Regions from separate parts of the Homo sapiens genome. Here region 2 is linked to region 1. A link is an interaction called in ENCODE POLR2A ChIA-PET data of the cell type or tissue named here. Cell type or tissue: PC-9. All regions are shown on one strand. Links, peaks and the distances in the headings refer to the core of each region. The heading gives the core; the rest is flanking DNA.

What was found. ChIA-PET counts read pairs that join two places held together with the same protein. Peaks named below come from ENCODE experiments on the same cell type or tissue, not always from the same donor. Only the 100,000 strongest peaks of a DNase experiment are listed, where the experiment ranks them.
Region 2: POLR2A ChIA-PET joins it to region 1 with 9 read pairs; 2 of 35 experiments call an interaction of 5 or more read pairs at or near these places.

What each region holds. Positions count from the first base shown.
Region 1 is chr3:50,303,433-50,310,434 of GRCh38, reverse strand. It overlaps HYAL1 (hyaluronidase 1), which reads left to right and starts at 6,861. Exons shown (of 4, transcript NM_033159.4): 1 at 6,861-6,969. RefSeq lists enhancers at 6,456-6,625, 6,443-7,002. In PC-9, for the core only: no CTCF peak of the experiment used is centred there; no DNase peak of the experiment used is centred there.
Region 2 is chr3:50,150,521-50,161,020 of GRCh38, reverse strand. It overlaps SEMA3F (semaphorin 3F), which reads right to left and starts at 5,697. Exons shown (of 19, transcript NM_004186.5): 1 at 5,457-5,697; 2 at 1,287-1,446. The coding sequence starts at 1,398. LOC124909484 (basic proline-rich protein-like) reads right to left here and starts at 6,351. Exons shown (of 2, transcript XM_047449434.1): 1 at 6,325-6,351; 2 at 5,232-5,960. The coding sequence starts at 6,351. The coding sequence ends at 5,232. It overlaps SEMA3F-AS1 (SEMA3F antisense RNA 1), which reads left to right and starts at 4,936. Exons shown (of 4, transcript NR_135301.1): 1 at 4,936-5,287. RefSeq lists silencers at 5,713-6,182, 6,213-6,352, 6,363-6,422 and an enhancer at 9,702-10,373. In PC-9, for the core only: no CTCF peak of the experiment used is centred there; a DNase peak (open chromatin) is centred at 5,910; H3K4me3 peaks cover 1,566 bases.

The DNA of each region.
Region 1 (7,002 bases), core at 4,418-6,917:
AAAAATAGCCGGGCGTGGTGGTGGTTGCCTGTAGTCCCAGCTACTCAGGAGGCTGAGGCAGGAGAATGGCGTGAACCTGAGAGGCGGAGGTTCAGTGAGCTGAGACCCTGCCACTGCACTCCAGCCTGAGTGACAGAGCGGGACTCTGTCTCAAAAAAAAAAAAAAAAACACACAGCTTAGTTTTCAGTGACTCCAAATTAGGAAAATGAAAAAAAAGAAGGAAAAAAATTGAAAACTTAATTTGAAGACTTGTAGCCAAGAAAAATTCATTCCAAACTGTAGAAAATCATAAAAATTGGAAGCAAACAAACAAAAAAACAGTTAAGACTAGAATCTAACAACAGGTGAACATTCGTTTTGAAACATGATTTTATTCTCTCTCCAATTTCCCATTTTACTAAAGACAAATCATGGTATGACTTGTTTGCTTATTATACTTGGCCTAAATATTTGTATACAGTGCAGCAAGAATAATTTATTTTGTCCCATAAGAGGAATCTCAGGTAAGACTTTTTAAAGCCCTGCCCAGCCATGGATTTGTGCCATCAAATACCCATGAGTTGGATGGAATTTCCTCTCCTTTCAAGTTCCAAGATAAACATAAACCTGGGGCCTCTGTGCCTGTCAGAAAGTGACATCCTTTTTTTTTTGATCAGGCTAGTCTTGAATTCCTGACCTCAGGTGATCCTCCCGCGTTGGCCTCCCAAAGTGCTGGGATTACAGGCATGAGCCACCACTCCTGGCCCCAGAAAGTGACATTCTTTACTTACCACAGGTAAGAAATCCTGTACAGGGACTGTGTACACAAAATGTGAGGCCAGTTTTCCCAAGGGCTTTATTGGCTCCATAAGTTAAGTTTGATTCCTTAAACGAAAGCACACCATTCCTGTCAAAGTCTTGGTCAAATAATCAATTCCTCCAATTGTGTCCTGTTACAAATGAAAACAGATTCTTTTTTTTTTTTTTTTTTTTGGTGGAGTCTGGCTCTGTTGCCCAGGCTGGAGTGCAATGGTGCAATCTCAGCTCACTGCCACCTCTGCTTCCCAGGTTCAAGCGATTCTACTGCCTTAGCCTCTGGAGTAGCTGGGATTACAGGCATGTGCCACCATGCCCAGCTAATTTTTGTGTTTTTAGTAGAGATGGGGTTTTGCCATGTTGGCCAGGCTGGTCTCGAACTCACAACCTCAGGTGATTTGCCCACCTTGGCCTCCCAAAGTGCTGGGATTACAGGAGTGAGCCACCATGCCAGGCAAAAACAGATTCTTATGGCACTTATGCAAATAACTGTATTGCCATAAGTTAAGAATACTCACAAATAGTTTCCAAATTCTGGAGAAATCAGGTAGAGAAACAAATATGCTCCAAATTTTGTTCATAGGACTGTACTAAATTGTTAAAAGCTGTTGGCCAGGCACGGTGGCTCACGCCTGTAATCCCAGCATTTTGGGAGGCCGAGGCAGGCAGATCACGAGGTCAGGAGTTCAAGACCATCCTGACCAACATGCTGAAACTCTGTCTCTACTAAAAATACAAAAATTAGCCAGGTGTAGTGGTGTGCACCTGTAATCCCAGCTACTCGGGAGGCTAGGGGAGGAGAATCGCTTGAACCCAGGAGCCAGAGGTTGCAGTGAGCCGAGATCCTGCCATTGCACTCCAGCCTGGGTGACAGAGTGAGACTTCGTCTAAAAAAAAAAAAAAAGGCCAGGCACGGTGGCTCATGCCTGTAATCCCAGCACTTTGGGAGGCCAAGGTGGGCAGATCACGAGGTCAGGAGATCGAGACCACGGTGAAACCCTGTCTCTACCAAAAATACAAAAAATTAGCCGGGCGCGGTGGTGGGCGCCTGTAGCCCCAGCTACTCAGGAGGCTGAGGCAGGAGAATGGCATGAACCTGGGAGGTGGAGCTTGCAGTGAGCTGAGATCGCGCCACTGCACTCCAGCCTGGGTGACAGAGCGAGAATCCATCTCAAAAAATAATAATAATAATAATATATAATACGACAACGTGGCCTGACATGGTGGCTCACGCCTGTAATCCTAGCATTTTGGGAGGCCAAGGCAGGCGGATCACCTGAGGCGAGGAGTTTGAGACCAGCCAAGCCAATATGCTGAAACCCCATGTCTACCAAAAATACAAAAATTAGCCAGGTGTGGTGGCACATGCCTGTAAACCCAGCTACTGGGGAGGCTGAGGCAGGAGAATCACTTGAACCCAGGAGGCAGAGGTTGCAGTGAGCCAAGATTGCACCACTGCACTTCAGCCTGGGCAACAAAGCAAGACTCTACCCTGAAGAAAAAAGTATACGACAACTTGATTATATAAAAGTTTTTGGGTTTTTGGCCGGGCACGGTGGCTCACACCTGTAATCTCAGCACTTCTGGAGGCCGAGGCAGGTGGATCACGAGGTCAGGAGATCAAGACCATCCTGGCTAACATGGTGAAACCCTGTCTCTACTAAAAACACAAAAAAATTAGCCAGGCATGATGGCGGGCCCCTGTAGTCCCAGCTACTCAGAAGGCTGAGGCAGGAGAATGGCGTGAACCCGGGAGGCAAGCTTGCAGTGAGCCGAGATTGCGCCACTGCACTCCAGCCTGGGTGATAGAGCGAGACTCCGTCTCAAAAAAAAAAAAAAAGTTTTTGGGTTTTTTGTGACTTACACTGACTGTTCATGACATGGTTGGACTTTCCAATTTGTTCTGAACATCCCTCCTTTTTATTTATTTTGGGTTTTTTTTTTTTTTTTTTTTTTTTCAGATGGAGTCTTGCTCTGTCACCCAGGCTGGAGTGCAGTGGCATGATCTCCGCTCACTGCAAGCTCCGCCTCCCGGGTTCACGCCATTCTCCTGCCTCAGCCTCCCGAGTAGCTGGGACTACAGGCGCCCACCACCACGCCCAGCTTAATTTTTTGTATTTTTAGTAGAGACAGGGTATCACCATGTTAGCCAGGATGGTCTTGATCTCCTGACCTTGTGATCCGCCCGCCTCGGCCTCCCAAAGTGCTGGGATTACAAGCGTGAGCCACTGCGTCCGGCCCTATTTTGGTTTATTTTTTATTTTTTATTTTTTTCTTGAGACTGAGTCTTGCTGTCACCCAGGCTGGAGTGCAGTGGCATGATCTCAGCTCATTGCAACCTCTGCCTCCCAGGTCAAGCGATTCTCCTGCCTCAGCCTCCCAAGTAGCTGGGATTATAGGCACACACCACTAAGCCTGGCTAATTTTTGTATTTTTAGTAGAAACAGGGTTTCGCCATGTTGGCCAGGTTGGTTTCAAACTCCTGACCTCAAATGATCCTCCTGCCTCAGTCTCCCAAAGTGCTAGGATTATGTGTGAGCCACTGCACCCGGCTTATTTTTTTTTTTTTTTAGCAGAGTCTTGCTCTGTCACCCAGGCTAGAGGGCAGTGGCGCAATCTCAGCTCACTGCAACCTCCGCCTTCCAAGTTTAAGTGATTCTCCTGCCTCAGCCTCCTGAATAGCTGGGATTATAGGTGTGGGCCACCATGCCTGGATAATTTTTGTGTTTTTGTTGTTGTTGTTGTTGTTGTTGAGATGGAGTCTTGCTCTGTCACTGAGGCTGGAGTAACAGTAGCATGATCTCGGCTCACTGCAACCCCCACCTCCCAGGTTGAAGCAATTCTCCTGCCTCAGCCTCCTGAGTAGCTGGGATTACAGGCACCCACCACCATGCCGGGCTAATTTTTGTATTTTTAGTAGAGATAGGTTTCACCATGTTGGCCAAGCTGGTCTCAAACTCCCGACCTCAGGTGACCCGCCCACCTCGGCCTCCCAAAGTGTTGGGATTACGGGTGTGAGCCACCACTCCCAGCCAAAAAAAATTTTTTTAATCTTATTACCATATTTCAGCTAGAACAAAATGCTGCTAAAGTAACAATGATCACACAAAGTATATGATTTCTGAGTGCTGTAAGTGTAAGCAGAAGTTAACACCAGCTGGTTGTTAAATGCTAACTTTAGTCATTTAAAGGAAATTGCAAGGCAGAATCCCAAGCCAGTTTCTTACCTAGTGATGGGTCTCAGGCTGTAGACTGCTCTCTACCATCCCAGAAGCAGGAAAAAAAAACTAATTTTCCCTGTTGGAAGCGAGCTCAAACTCCATAAAGGAGTTACCTGCCTTCCATCGTCATGGAAGCAGAAAAACTTGCTTTCCTTTTGGGAGCAAGTAAAACTCCAAAAAAAAAAAAAAAAAAAAAAAGAGTTGTACAGCAAAATAAACTTTAGATCTCAACCAATTGAGAAATCAAGGATTCTCTGGAGGGGGTGCTCCCAGACCTCAGCAAATTGTCCTATTGGTTTGAGCCATAAAGTTAGCTCCTGCTGGTACCAAGCACAGATAGGCAATTAGTCAAAAGTCAAGGACATCTCCACACAGAATCCATCCATAGTTACCAAATGTGAACCCAGAAAATCTGAGACAGCTCTCAGTTAATTTAAAAAGTTTATTTTGCTGAGGTTGAAGATGCATCCAAGACACAGCCTCAGGAAGTCCTGATGACATGTGCCCAAGGTGTTCCGGGCACAGCTTGGTTTTATACATTTTAGGGAGATATGAGACATCTATCAATACGTAAGAAGTACCTTAGCCAAGCGTGGTGGCTCAAGCCTGTAATCCCAGCACTTTGGGAGGCCAAGGTGGGCAGATCACAAGGTCAGGAGTTCAAGACCAGCCTGGCCAATATGGTGAAACCCTGTCTCTACTAAACATATAAAAATTAGCTGGGTGTGGTGGCACGCGCCTGTAGTCCCAGCTACTCTGGAGGCTGAGGCAGGAGAATCGCTTGAACCCGGGAGCCAGAGGTTGCAGTGAGCCGAGATCATGCCATTGCACTCCAGCCTGGGCGACAGAGTGAGACTTCATCTAAAAAAAAATTAGGCCAGGCGCGGTGGCTCACACCTGTAATCCCAGCACTTTGGGAAGCTGAGGCAGGCAGATCACAAGGTCAGGAGATCGAGACCATCCTGGCTAACACGGTGAAACCTCGTCTCTACTAAAAATACAAAAAATTAGCCAGGCGTGGTGGCGGGCGCCTGTAGTCCCAGCTACTCGGGAGGCTGAGGCAGGAGAATGGCATGAACCCGGGGGGCAGAGCTTGCAGTGAGCTGAGATCGCACCACTGCACTCCAGCCTGGGCGACAGAGCGAGACTCCGTCTCAAAAAATAAAAATAAAAAAAAAACAGAAGTACATAAGCTCTGTCCAGAGAGGTGGAGACAGCTCAAAGCACGGCCCCCCACTGGGGGCTTCCAGGTCACAGGCAGGTGACAGACAGATGGTTGCATTCTTTTGAGTTTCTGGTAGTCTTTCCAAAAGAGGCAATGGAGGCAATCATAATATGCATCTATGTCTGTAAGCAAAAGGATGACTTGAATAGAATGGGAGGCAGATTTGTCCTGAGCGGTTCCCAGCTTGAAGGGGCCCAAGATATTTTCCTTTCACATATTGAACAAGTGAAACCACAAATGAATGAACAAGCATGTGCTCACTGACAGCTCATATGCATGGTCACACAAACACAGGATCTCATGCTCACAAGACAGCAGGGCTCACACACACCCAGTCCCAGGCACTGGGTTCCACACTCACACCTACTTGCCACTGGAATTTGTGCAGAGGCTCAGATGGTCACTAAATGGGGCTTCACAAAGACACAGTCACTAACCCAGCACATATACAAAGGGTGATGACACAGCCCTGACTTCATGAACACAGTGCCTTTCAGAAACAGGTCCCTACAACAGGGATGACTTATCCACTAAGCACAATAGACCCAAGGCCTAGGGCCACAGTACTTTCAGGGGCCCACAAAATGTTTTTTTAATCAGAAGAAGAATATAAATGTAAATATATTAATAATTAATATATAATAGTGTAACCCAGACATGACCTCCTGGGCTCAAGCACTCCTCCTGCCTCAGTGTCCCAAGTAGCTGGGACTACAGGTACATACCACCATGCCCAGCTAATTTTTAATTTTTTTGTAGAGATGGGGTCTTGCTACATTGCCTAGGCTGGTCTCGAACTCCTGGGCTCAAGCAATTCTCCCACCTCAGCCTCCCAAAGTGCTAAGACTATAGCCATATATATATATATATATATATATATATATATATATATATATTTTTTTTTTTTTTTTTTTTTTTGAGATGGAGTCGCTCTCTGTCACCCAGGCTGGAGTATAGTAGCACAGTGGAGCAGTCTTGGCTCACTGCAACCTCTGCCTCCCGGGTTCAAGGGATTGTCCTGCCTCAGCCTCCCGAGTAGCTGGGATTACAGGCGCCTGCCACCACGCCCGGCTAATTTTTTGTATTTTTAGTAGAGAAGGGGTTTCACCATGTTAGCCGGGATGGTCTCGATCTCCTGACCTCGTGATCTGCCACCTCGGCTTCCCAAAGTGCTAGGATTATAGGCGTGAGCCTCCGCACCTGGCATGCCTGGCCATATTTTAAAATATTTTTTTTAAGGAGGAAAAGATCCACGAAAGTAAAGTGCCTAGGGCCCATCAATGTCAGATGCAGCCACGTGGACAAAGAACACTCCCTGAGCACAAGACACGAAAGAACCCGGTCTCCAGTGTCACAAACAGGCCTGCCCAGCAGGGTCTGCCCCTGCCCACCTCCTCCAGCCTAGGTAAGGCCACAAAGCCCTGCCCTAGTGCTGACAGCGTGGGAGGGGCCACTGTTGGCCCAGCCCCACCCCCAACCAAGATCCCTTTGCCAGGGATTCAGAGGTAGCCCTGATGCCTGGCTGGCCTGGCCTCCTAATCCAAGGCCCGCCCCTTGGCCCGCCCCTGGCCTGGGTGGGGTGACCCCCTACAAAAGCTCAGAATTTCCAGCAGCGGCTCCTTCCTCCAGGAGTCTCTGGTGCAGCTGGGGTGGAATCTGGCCAGGCCCTGCTTAGGCCCCCATCCTGGGGTCAGGAAATTTGGAGGATAAGGCCCTTCAGCCCCAAGGTCAGCAGGGACGAGCGGGCAGACTGGCGGGTG
Region 2 (10,500 bases), core at 4,515-7,014, 150 kb after region 1:
GCAGAATAAATATCTCACCTTCCTGGGGCCCGGGGAAGGGGGGTGCTTTCCAGCCCAAACAAATTAACTCTTCTCAGCCCATTTCTCAGGCCCTGCAGGGGACTCCTTCCAGGCACAGCCTCAGAAATTCCAGGAGCCGGGTGACTGGGAAGAGTGATGATAAGCAGCTTACTCCCCTACTCCTCCCATCAAGGGGCAGGGTGGGACGAGGCCAGGGGAGGGGCCCTGCTGGGGGACATGGTGAGGTGAGGGCTGGGCCTCCGCCAAGCCCGAGGAAGGAAAGGTCACCCCAGCCTTTCACCCCAGTATGGCTGCCCGGAAATCTGGCCAGCCAGGGCTGAGTCGACCCCACCCAGGGCAGGCGGCTGGATGAAGTTACCTCTGGCCAGAGGAGGGCCAAGGCTGAGAACTCCCAATGACCCCAGGTCCCCCAGGCCCCAGCATGGCCACTGCCCCTCACCCTGGGCCCAGGGGAGACTCTTCAGACCACACACACCCTTGAGGAAGTGGCTCTCGAGTGAGCCATTTGTACACCCATGTGTGTACCGTGTGCGTGCACCTGTCCAGTGGGTTAAGTGCAATGGTGATGGAGCGGGCGACCAGCCTCTCACTCTGCAGACCCCAGCCCATCACTGAAACCTCCCAGTGACTTCTCATCAAAGTGCTCACTGGAGCTCAGGAGCTCAGGCCCTCACAGCAGCACGTGCTCTGCCTGAACCCACCGGCGGCCTCCCTGCCAGTCACAGCCAACAGTCCCCTCCTGGATTCTAGGAACCCTTCCCACTTGGAGACCATAGGAAGGCTCCTCGAGCACCCACACCCCAAGAGAGCAGGTCCTGCTCTTCCAGTGTCCAGAGGTTCCAGTGTCTGCCCAACTGCCTGACCTTCCACCCCAGGGGCTGCTCAGGGCAGGACCAGATGCATAGCAGTGGCAAGGAGGGGCCGCAGCAGACATAAGTTTGGAAGGAGTGACATTGCCACCTCTCCAATTATCATACAGAAAGACATGCCCTACAGACCTCAGGCCACCCAGCCCAGGAACCCACAGTCTGACTCTGGAAGATGCCCAGACTCTGGACTCTTTTGCTAAGTGTCTAAATGGGTCAGTTCTCCAGCCTTTCCCAGCAAGCCACCACCTCCCCGGTCTCCCTTCTCCCCCACAACCTATGTGGCTGTACAATTTGTCCTGGTTTTGTCCTGACCCACCCTTTCTCTCGTGTGCAGAGGAGCCGAGCGCTATTGTAAAGAGAGGATGATTTCTGGGGAAGAACAAAACAGCTTCTTACCTTTGAATGAGAGCCGGACCCGGGGCGTGGCCGGGAGGTGGTCCTGGGTGGGGAAGGATGGCCAGGCCCCGGTCAGTAGGGAAGCCCAGAGAAGAAGACCGGCGACAAGCATTGTGGGAGGGGCCTAGGGCCCAGGAAGCAGGCTCCACTCTCTAGAAACCTGGGAAGGGGAACCAAGATTGGAATGTGTGAGGCAGATGGGGGAGTTCAATTTCTACCCAAGGTGAACAAAGAGGTTGATGGGTACCTCCACGCTTCCACCCCCAGCCTGGGGCCATGAATGCCCCTGTGTGCACACCTCATGTGCGTTCTTTGGCCTGCCTTTGTCTGGGGAGATAGTACCAATAGGCCCCAGCCTGGGGTCACCAGAACTGATGGGGGCTGCTGGAGACTCAAACCCTACCCCTCATGGCATGCTGAATTCCATTCACAGGGCCCAGACCAACCAGGTGATCTTAGGGCTCTTTCCAGCTCCCAGCATGCTTTCTCCTTTCTCCCCTGCATCTGTGGCCAATAAAGTGGGTTACTCCTTCTCCCTCCCACCTGGAGGAATGGGGAACAGATAGGGTGCATCCCTGCCTGCTCCAGCCACAGGTCTTCTCCCAGTACAGAGAAACCTGGACCTGATTATTACGGTAGAGGGGAGGCACAGGAGAGAGTGGGGGAATGAGACACATGCAGACAGCCCAAGATGGAAGAGAGGGAGCACCAGTCAGAAAAGGAAAGGCAGAGAATGGCAGAGTCCACTTGTACTAAAATCAAAGCAGGAGAGACCCAGGTCAGACAGGCAGAAGGACTTCCTGCCAGGGAAAACTTCCAGCTCCGCCTCTAGAGGGCAAAGAAGGGAAGCTAGGATGGCCAGTGGGCCTGGGGCTGGATCTGGGCCAGCGGCATTGCCACCTTCAGAATCCCCCATAGCCCCAGCAGGTCCAAGTTTCAATACTGTGTTTTTCAAATATTGTCTCCCCAGGCAGGCTGGCTGTTGGGTAAACGCAGCCCAGCACCAGTTGTCAGAACATATTGCTCCCTCCCGGCACAAACCAGCGCCAACTCCTACCACCACCCCCAACCGGATGCACTGCGGGTGGGGGCATCGAGACTGAAAATGTGAGCCCCATCCCCCAGATCTGCCCTGTGTACTCCCTTCTTCCGTGGCAGGCAGGACCCCAGGCCCATCTCTAGGATGCTGGGATGGGAGTTGGCAGTACTATGGCCTGGGACTCCCCTGCCATAGCTGCTCAATGCTGAGGCAAAGCCCAGGCTCCAGTCTGACTCTTAGGCCCCACTCATTAGACCCTGATGACATCCCTAGACCCACCTCCCCCAGCCCTGGCCTCTCCTGCCAAGGCAAACCACTCATGGCTCCTCAGACAGGAAGTGCAGCTTCAGCCTCTTGGCCCACTCCTTACGCGGTACCCTCTGTGTGAATGTTCTCTCCCGAGGGCCTGGCACACCGCTCATGGTCCTTCCAGATCCCCTGTCATAGATGCTGCCTCCTGGGGAGGCTAGCTGGGGGATGGGGGAATCAGAACCAGCCCCTCCTCAGGTCTGGGAGGCACAAAGCTAGTGCTGACTGAATGGCAGGCTCTGAGAAGTGGGGGCAGGTGGGAGAAATGGCTGTGCAGCCACCGTCACCCTCAAGGTGCACCTGGGAGGCCCCTGATAACAGCTGTGGATATGCACACGTTCACACTTGCAGGCCCACACACGTCCTTACAAGCATGAGTTTGCTCAAGAACTTGACCTGCTAGTGGGGTGGGGCTCAGGGGAGCTGGGAGATACTGTCCTGGCGCAAGATGCCGTCTGAGTCCCTCAGAGAGCTTCGATACTATGTAACGGGGGCTCCTGTCAACCTGCCTCCCGCCTCCCCCCTCCCCATGACCTCATTTTTTCCTTCATCCATGTTCATGGTGACAAAGTCAGTGTCACCAAGGACAGGGTTGGAGTCACCCAATGTGTCCAGAGAGGTGGGGAGTCTTTCTACTGGGTCCCTACAGGGACTTCCCATCCAAATGCTTTGGCCTTTTAAAGAGGTGAATGGGGAGGGGCTCAAGTTTGCTGGGGCCTCAGTCTCAAGTCCAGGTCCCCTCTTGGACAGCCTGGCAGGTGGGGGAAAGAAGGAGAGGGAAGGAAGAAAAGGAGAAGAAGGACAGAGAGGGAAAGAAAGGGCAAACCCACAGTGCCTTCCCCTCTGCCAGTCCCGAGATGCCTGTCACCCAGCCCCAGCCCCAGAAAAGCCCCCAAGTCACACCAAGCCCAGGTCAGTGGACAGAGGAAGAACAGCCACCGCCACCTGGGAGCCCACCAGGAAGAAAGCAGAGAAGGAGGGAAGGAAGGCTGGTGGGAGGGAGCAAGGGAGGGAGGCAGGCGGGAGGGAGGAGGAGAGAGGGAGGAGAGAGGGAGGGACGGAGGAGAGACGCTTGAACAAAGAAACGAGGAGCCGGGGCTGGCAAGGGGTGCAGGGAAGAGGCGGCCAGAGGAAGGAGTCCGGAGGCACCTGGGATGGGACAGGGGGCCAGGTGGCCAAACTGTACAGCCGGATCCAGACCGCCCAGGCTTGGAGTTGGGGGTGGGGGTGGACAGCCTGTCTCCAGGAAGGGAGGTTGGCTCCTCCGAGCTGAGGACTGCCTGGATGGAAGGGAGGCAGGAACAGGGGCCGTAGGGGAACATGGGGAGATTATCAACAGCACCCCACCCGCTACCCAGCCCCTCAGATTCCCTCCCCCACTTCAACAAGAGCTCTGTCTCCTTCTTGGCTCCTCAGCTTCCCCATCCCCCAACACCTCAAGGACCAGGAAGCAGAGCCACCCCAGCATAGCTGGGACTGAAACCCCCCTTTTGTGGCCAGGGTTTCCCAGTCAAGGTCACCTGAGCCTGGCTCCATCCTCCCCCCAAGGTATGCTGAGCAGCGAGGGGCTGAGGCTGGGTGGGCTGCCGCCTTCTCTCTGGCCCCTGCTTTCTCTCCGGCCCCCACCTCCCCACTTCCGGGCCTGGCTCCTTCGGAGCTGAAGGGGGAGCAGCAGGAGTAGGCATGCCTGTGCCCCCCGCCTGCCTAGACACTATACCCTACGGGGTCCTGGCACACCCCTTGGGTAGCCTGGGAAGAGGCCTCAGCTCCATCCAACTCCCTGGGCTGAGATGGGGCTCCCAACCCCTGGGTGCAGTTTTCCCTTCTCTGCAACTAGGATAACTACTGGGAGACTATCTGGGTGAATTCAGGAGGACAGAGGTCCCCAACCTGGCCCAGCTTCAGGGTGGACATACTGGTGTCTTTGGTTGGCGTCTCCCTTACCTCTCCCAAGCAGTAATGTTCTGGTGGCAAAACACAGCTATCTCAAAAATTAGGAGTTATTTATCCAGTGGGGCCCCCAGCCCCAGCTCCAGCCAACTCCCGCCAGCACTGCCTCATTCCTAGGCCAACTTTGATACCCTCCTGTCCCATCTGCTGGGGGCAACCCCGCCAAGCCCCCGCTGTCCCCTGCCCACTTCACCACTGGGACCCCTGGTTCAAACTAGGGATTGACCGCAGGCTCTCCAAGCTCACCTACACACTACATACAGCCGTGCCCCTAATCCAGGCAGGACTCTGCTGTAAAAGCAAACCCAAGGTGGCAGCTGGGGGTCAAGGGGCTGGCACAATGCTGGGAGAAATGCCTCAGGACTGGAGGTCCTCCCACTCTGCTGATGTGGGAGACCCCCCACGTGGGGACTGCCAGTATACCGCTTCCCTTCGGGCTGGCCAGTCCTCAAGTAGAGACACTGAGGTAGGGCAAGCGCATCTACGGGGAAGAGCGCTGCCTCGGGCGTTAATGGGAGAGAGAGCTGAGGCAGAAGGGGGATCGGAACTCCCGCTCCAGAAGCGTGAAGGTGGGGGTGTATGAGAGCACCCACCCAGAACCTTGCAGGAAAAAGTTGCTTTGCACATGGGTGACCCCGCAGGCCACATCATCCACACATCCATACGCCGCCCCGTAGGTAAGGGGTCCGGGCCTCCAGGACAGGTAAGAATCCCACCCCAGCCTTGTTGCCCCTATGTCCGCGGGCAGCCCCCCGGCTCGACGAGACCCGCTCCCCGGACACTTCTGCGGAGTTGCAGTGCCGCGGGTCCCAGAGGGGTCGCGGGGTGGCCCGGCCGCCTGCCCGCTCCCTCCCGGTTCCCGCTGCACTCACCTCTTCCGCAGCGGCGGGGCCTGGGCGCCCGGGCGGCGGCGGCGGCACGGAGCGGCTCCCGTTGGGCCGGTCCGCGCTAGCGGCCCCCCGGGGCCATGGCCCTGCCCGCGACCTCTCGCCGCTGCGCCTCAGCCGGGATCGGCGCCGCGGCCGCGGCTTAACCGGTTCCGCGGGCTTCGGGCGCGTCAGCAGCCGAGGGCCCGGGCCCCAGCCCGGGCCATGGGAAGGCTCAGGGGCGCTCGGGGCCGCCTCCCCTGGGGTGGGCTGCGGGCGCCCCCTGGCCGGCGCGCCGAGGGCGCATTCCCCAGCGCGGGGCGCGGGCGGTGGCGCGCACTCGGCTTCGAAGCGCTGCGCTCTCCTGGCTGCTGGACCCGGGCCGGGCGGCCGCGCTGGGCTGCACGGTTCCTCGCGGCGTACCCAGGTCCTGCGCTGCGCTCGGGGCTCTCCGGACCGCCGCGGTTCGTTCGCTCGCTCTGGTCTCGCGGCCGCCGGCGGGACGGGGCGCTCAGAGCCGCGCGGGGAGCGCCGGCAATTGGCCGCCCGTGGGCGACATTTGCATAGCGCAGCCCCGCCCCGCCCGGCCCGCCCAGCCCCACCCCCGGGGCGGGACCCGCCCAGCCACCGCCCCGCCCCCGCTCCACCTGTCCGTGGGCCGGGCTCAGGGTTCCCAGGCGGTGGGCACCCCGCGCCGGGGGAGACTAGTCTGCACCCCTCGCCCCCGCCCCCGCTTCGCGGGCGGCGCCCCCGCCCCGCCCTGGCTTTGTCTCTCTGTGAATACACCGCACACATCGCGCCTGGTGTTTACCCGGGCATTCAACTCCCTGGCGAGAAGGGCTGCAGCGCCAGGGAGCAACGAGCCTGCGCTCACCTGAGCACCCCCTTCCGCGTCCCTCATTCCCACTCGCCGCCGGCCGTGCCCCTGGTCCCGTGCGTGGGCCCCGCGGCGCAGGACCCCTGACTGCCCGGGCTGCTCAGCAGGTGGCGGTGCAGCCCCTGGGACGGCTGGCACCGCCGGACCTTCCCGCGGGCTCAGCCTCCAGCCTAGGCCAGGTCGGGGGCAGCCCAGCCACACAGCTCTCTCCAGCCATTCAACGACTCCCCGTGATCGCCTCAATCGCCAGCCCTTATTTCAGGCCAGCAGCTCCCACAGACTCTCCTTATAGTTCCATACCTTAGAGAGGCCAGATCAGCTAGCACCTTCTCTCCTCAAGGGGACATTTGCTTTCAAATGGCCTGGTGATGAGCCAATGGCTCAGCAACTGAGAAGGGCCTACCGTGACCCCAGGAAGGGACCCTCTGCCCAACCCAACTTTCCAAGGTCATGGCCTCACCACCAGGACCACTTCTCAGCCCTGCCCCGGGCACCCTGCGGAGGCTCCCAGGGGCGTTGGCCCTTTGTCCTCTCCTTCATCCTCTTCCTGTTCTGTCTTCTGTGCCCTCCTCTTTCTCCTCTTTCCTTTCTCCTCTTCTCCCTCTGCCTCTCCTTCCTTCTCCCCTCTCTTCTCCCTCTTCCTCTCTCCTCTTCTCCCTCTTTTCCATCTCCCTCCTTTTCCTCCTTCTCCTCTCTTCTCCTGGATTTTTCCTTCTCTGCCCTCTCCTCCTCTCCCTTCTCTTCCTCCACCCCATGCATTTCCTTCTCTTCTTCCTCCTCCTTCTTCCTGCTCTTTACCCTCTTCCTCCTTTCTCTTTTTCTTCTCACTCCTCCTCTCCGCCTTCTTCCTCCTCCCACTTCTCTCCCTGGCTAGCAAGACCTCCAGGAAAAGACCTCTCTCCCTCTGACCCATTGACTGGTTGACTCCAAGTGCAAGGTGGAGCTGGGCACTAGGGATCCTGCTGAGGGTCTCCTGACTCAGGACTTAGAGTGCTGCCTCATGCTCCAAGCACAGGCAGGGCATTTGAGGTGAGCAAACACCATCCTGGAGTTATGGAGCTGCTGTGACAGCACCTGCACCTCTCCCCTTTGTCACGCCTCATTGAAAACACTGTGACAATCCATCTCTCCTCATCCCCACTCATCTGTATGAGGGTCACCCCTGAGGTCACCACCACTGCACCACCATCACCAATACAGCTTAAGCCACCATCTCTATGGCTTCCAACACCATCCCTTCCATCCTCTCACAGCCTCCATGGTCTCCTTATAGCCTGGCCACTTCTATCACTATCTCCAGCATCATTAGCATCATGCTGGTTACCACGGAAGAGCTGTCAGGACTTGCCAGAGACTCCAGTGTACTGGGTTGGGAAGGAAAGAGGCTCAACTGATCTGTTCATGAAGCTCCACTCAGACACACAGAATAGGCCCAGCACACAGAGGCCTTCAATGGCAGGGAGACCAGGGAAGGGGGCCAGGAAGAGGGCAAAGAGCTAGAATTGAGCCTGGCTACATGGGGTGGAATGCCAATTCCTTCCTAAGCAATTCGAGAGGGCTGAATAATCATACAAAAAAAATTGTTATTGCAGCAGTGAATCCACACTGAGCCCTTGCTCTGTGTCAGTGCTGGGGTGAGCATTTTGTATCATCATAATATGTTGTTATAGTTTGTGTGTGTGTGTGCATATACATATCGGCAGACCTCATTTTATTGTGGTTTATTGCGTTTTGCAGATATTGTGTTTTCTGAAGTTGAAGGTTTGTTGCAACTCTGTGTCGAGCAAGTCTATCAGCACCATTTTTCCAACAGCATGTGCTCACTTCATTAGCATTTTTTAGCAATAAAGTATTTTTTAATTAAGATATGTACATTTTTTAGACATAATGCTATCACACACTTAACAGACTACAGTATAGTGTAAACATGACTTTTATATGCACTGGGAAACCAAAAAAATTTGTGAGTTGCTTTATTACAATGTTAGCTTTATTGTGGTGGTCTGGAACCAAACCCGCCATATCTCCGAGGTATATTATATTATTCAGGGGAATATTGTATAGCTTTTCACAATTTTGTCTTCAATTTCAGAGGTCCACAGACCCCTCAAAACCAGCTCTGGATACCAGGTTGGGAGGCATTGCATGCCAGGAAGTTTTGCGGTTATTCACCCCCAGGTGCTTCACAATTGGGCTGAGAAGCAGGCCCTGTTGTCCCCATTGTACAGTTGAGCATGAGGGAGGAGAGTGGGGAGGTAGGGAGGGTTGGGGGAGGCCTGGAGCCACCAGGCTGTGGTGCCTGGAGAAGGCATTTTCAGTGGCTGTGGGAAAGCTCCAGGACAGGAAGGCCAGGCTGCAGGGCCCACATGGAGCCAAGGGCCTGCAACCCTGATAGGCACGCAGGAGCTGGATGCCTGCTGGAGTCCCACAGGGCACTTCTGGAACTCCACGCATCTTTATCATGTGAATAAGAGAGCAAAAATAAGAGAGCAAATCCCTGCAGCACCAGATCGGAGAGGGAACACAGCCAAGAAGCCAAGACTCAGGGAGTCAACTCCCTGCCCTACTCTCAGCTCCTCTGGACTGGCTGCCCCCCACCCTGTGCTCTCCTTGACACCCACAATCCTTCTGTCCTCCTCTCCAGAAGCCACTCTGCTGTTCTAACTCCACCTGAGAACCACCCAGGATGCCCTGTGGCGTCATCTGAAGGGAGAGAGACAGGCTGGCTTCCTACTGGCCTGACCTCCCTCCTGTTGGGTAGGACACTCAGATCTTAGGCCTAAGTTTCATTCAGCCTCCCCCATGGCCCGCCCTGGTGCTAGTCTGGTCACGCAGGTGAAGGGGTGTGTGCAGACACAGCTGGTTAGGCCAGGTCCAGCTCCTGCACTGAATCCACCTCTGGAATACCCTCCTGGGGCAGCCTCCTCCTCCTTCCCAGGTGTGCCCCGGCTGCGTGGGATACACTGCACTCGGATCTGGGTGGACCTGGCTGAGCTTCAGGGTGGACTTCATAGTCTTGAGGTCCTGGAGCTTGTGAGGGGTGACCGAGCCAACAGTGAGGGTTACAACAGGGAAGTCATTGGCCCAGCCCCCACCTGGATGATGGTGCCAGCAACGGGCAGGAAAACCTTGAAGCTTTCCTCCCGCAAATACACCCTGCCCTTCACCCTGGCCTGGACTTTGTTTCTGGCGGTGGTTGTGCCTGTTTCTCTTCCTTTTGGCTCTTCCAGGATGCATGGGAACTGAACTGCAGCCTCCGGCCTCCTGCTGCAGGTCCCTGTTGTCTGCCTCCCCGTGGCTCACCTCAGGTGGGGAGAGGGAAGCCTGGAGGTGCACTGGGGCCTGCCCTCCTGGCCTCTGCACACGAAGGCTGGACTTGGAGGGCCTGGGCCTCAGAGACCCTCCATCCCCATTGGATGAGGGCGGCAGCCACACCAGCACTCCCTCACCTCCTCCCCTGCCCTAGTCTTAGGGGGGAACTTGTTCCCTGGGCCTGGCAGGGCAAGCAGGCCCCGGCCCGCCCAGCCCCAGCGTCGCTGGCTCAGGTTTCCTCGCTTTCTGGTTTTCTCATCTCCCCTGCCCCAGGCGCTGTTGCCTGCTCTCTGGCCCAGCCCCCACCCACTAGGAACTGGATCCCAGGGAGGGGGAGTGTTGGGAAGGGGGCTGGAGAGGGGGCTCGGGGCAGGCGGTTGGGTGGCACCAGGAGGAGGCAGGCCATGGGGACTCACTGAGGTTCCGTGTGCAGCCTTCTCCTGCCCAGCCTGCCCCAGGGGCTGGCTCTGAGCCGATCAAAAGCTGGAATGACCTGGCCTCTCCCTAAAGCTGCCTCCAAGCCGTCTCTGCTGTTGTTCCCTCTACCACAAATGTTCTTCCCGGACTTCAGCACCAGTCTAAACCCTGTGTTTCCTCTAGACGTGGGCCCTTAGCTGCCTCTTTCACCAATAAACACTGCCCTTTTCAGCACAGGCTCAGTATCCCTTCTTCATCCTTCTGCACTGGGCCCCTCAGGCATCCCGAGCCTTTTCCAGGAGCTCTAGACTCTCACCTCTGGGCCTTGGCACATGCTGTTCCCCTGTACCTGGAATGTCTTTCTTGTCTCCTTCTAGATCCAGACAGGCATCATCTCCTAGGAAGCCAGTCCTCATGGCTGGGTCAGGAGCTTCACTGGGCCCC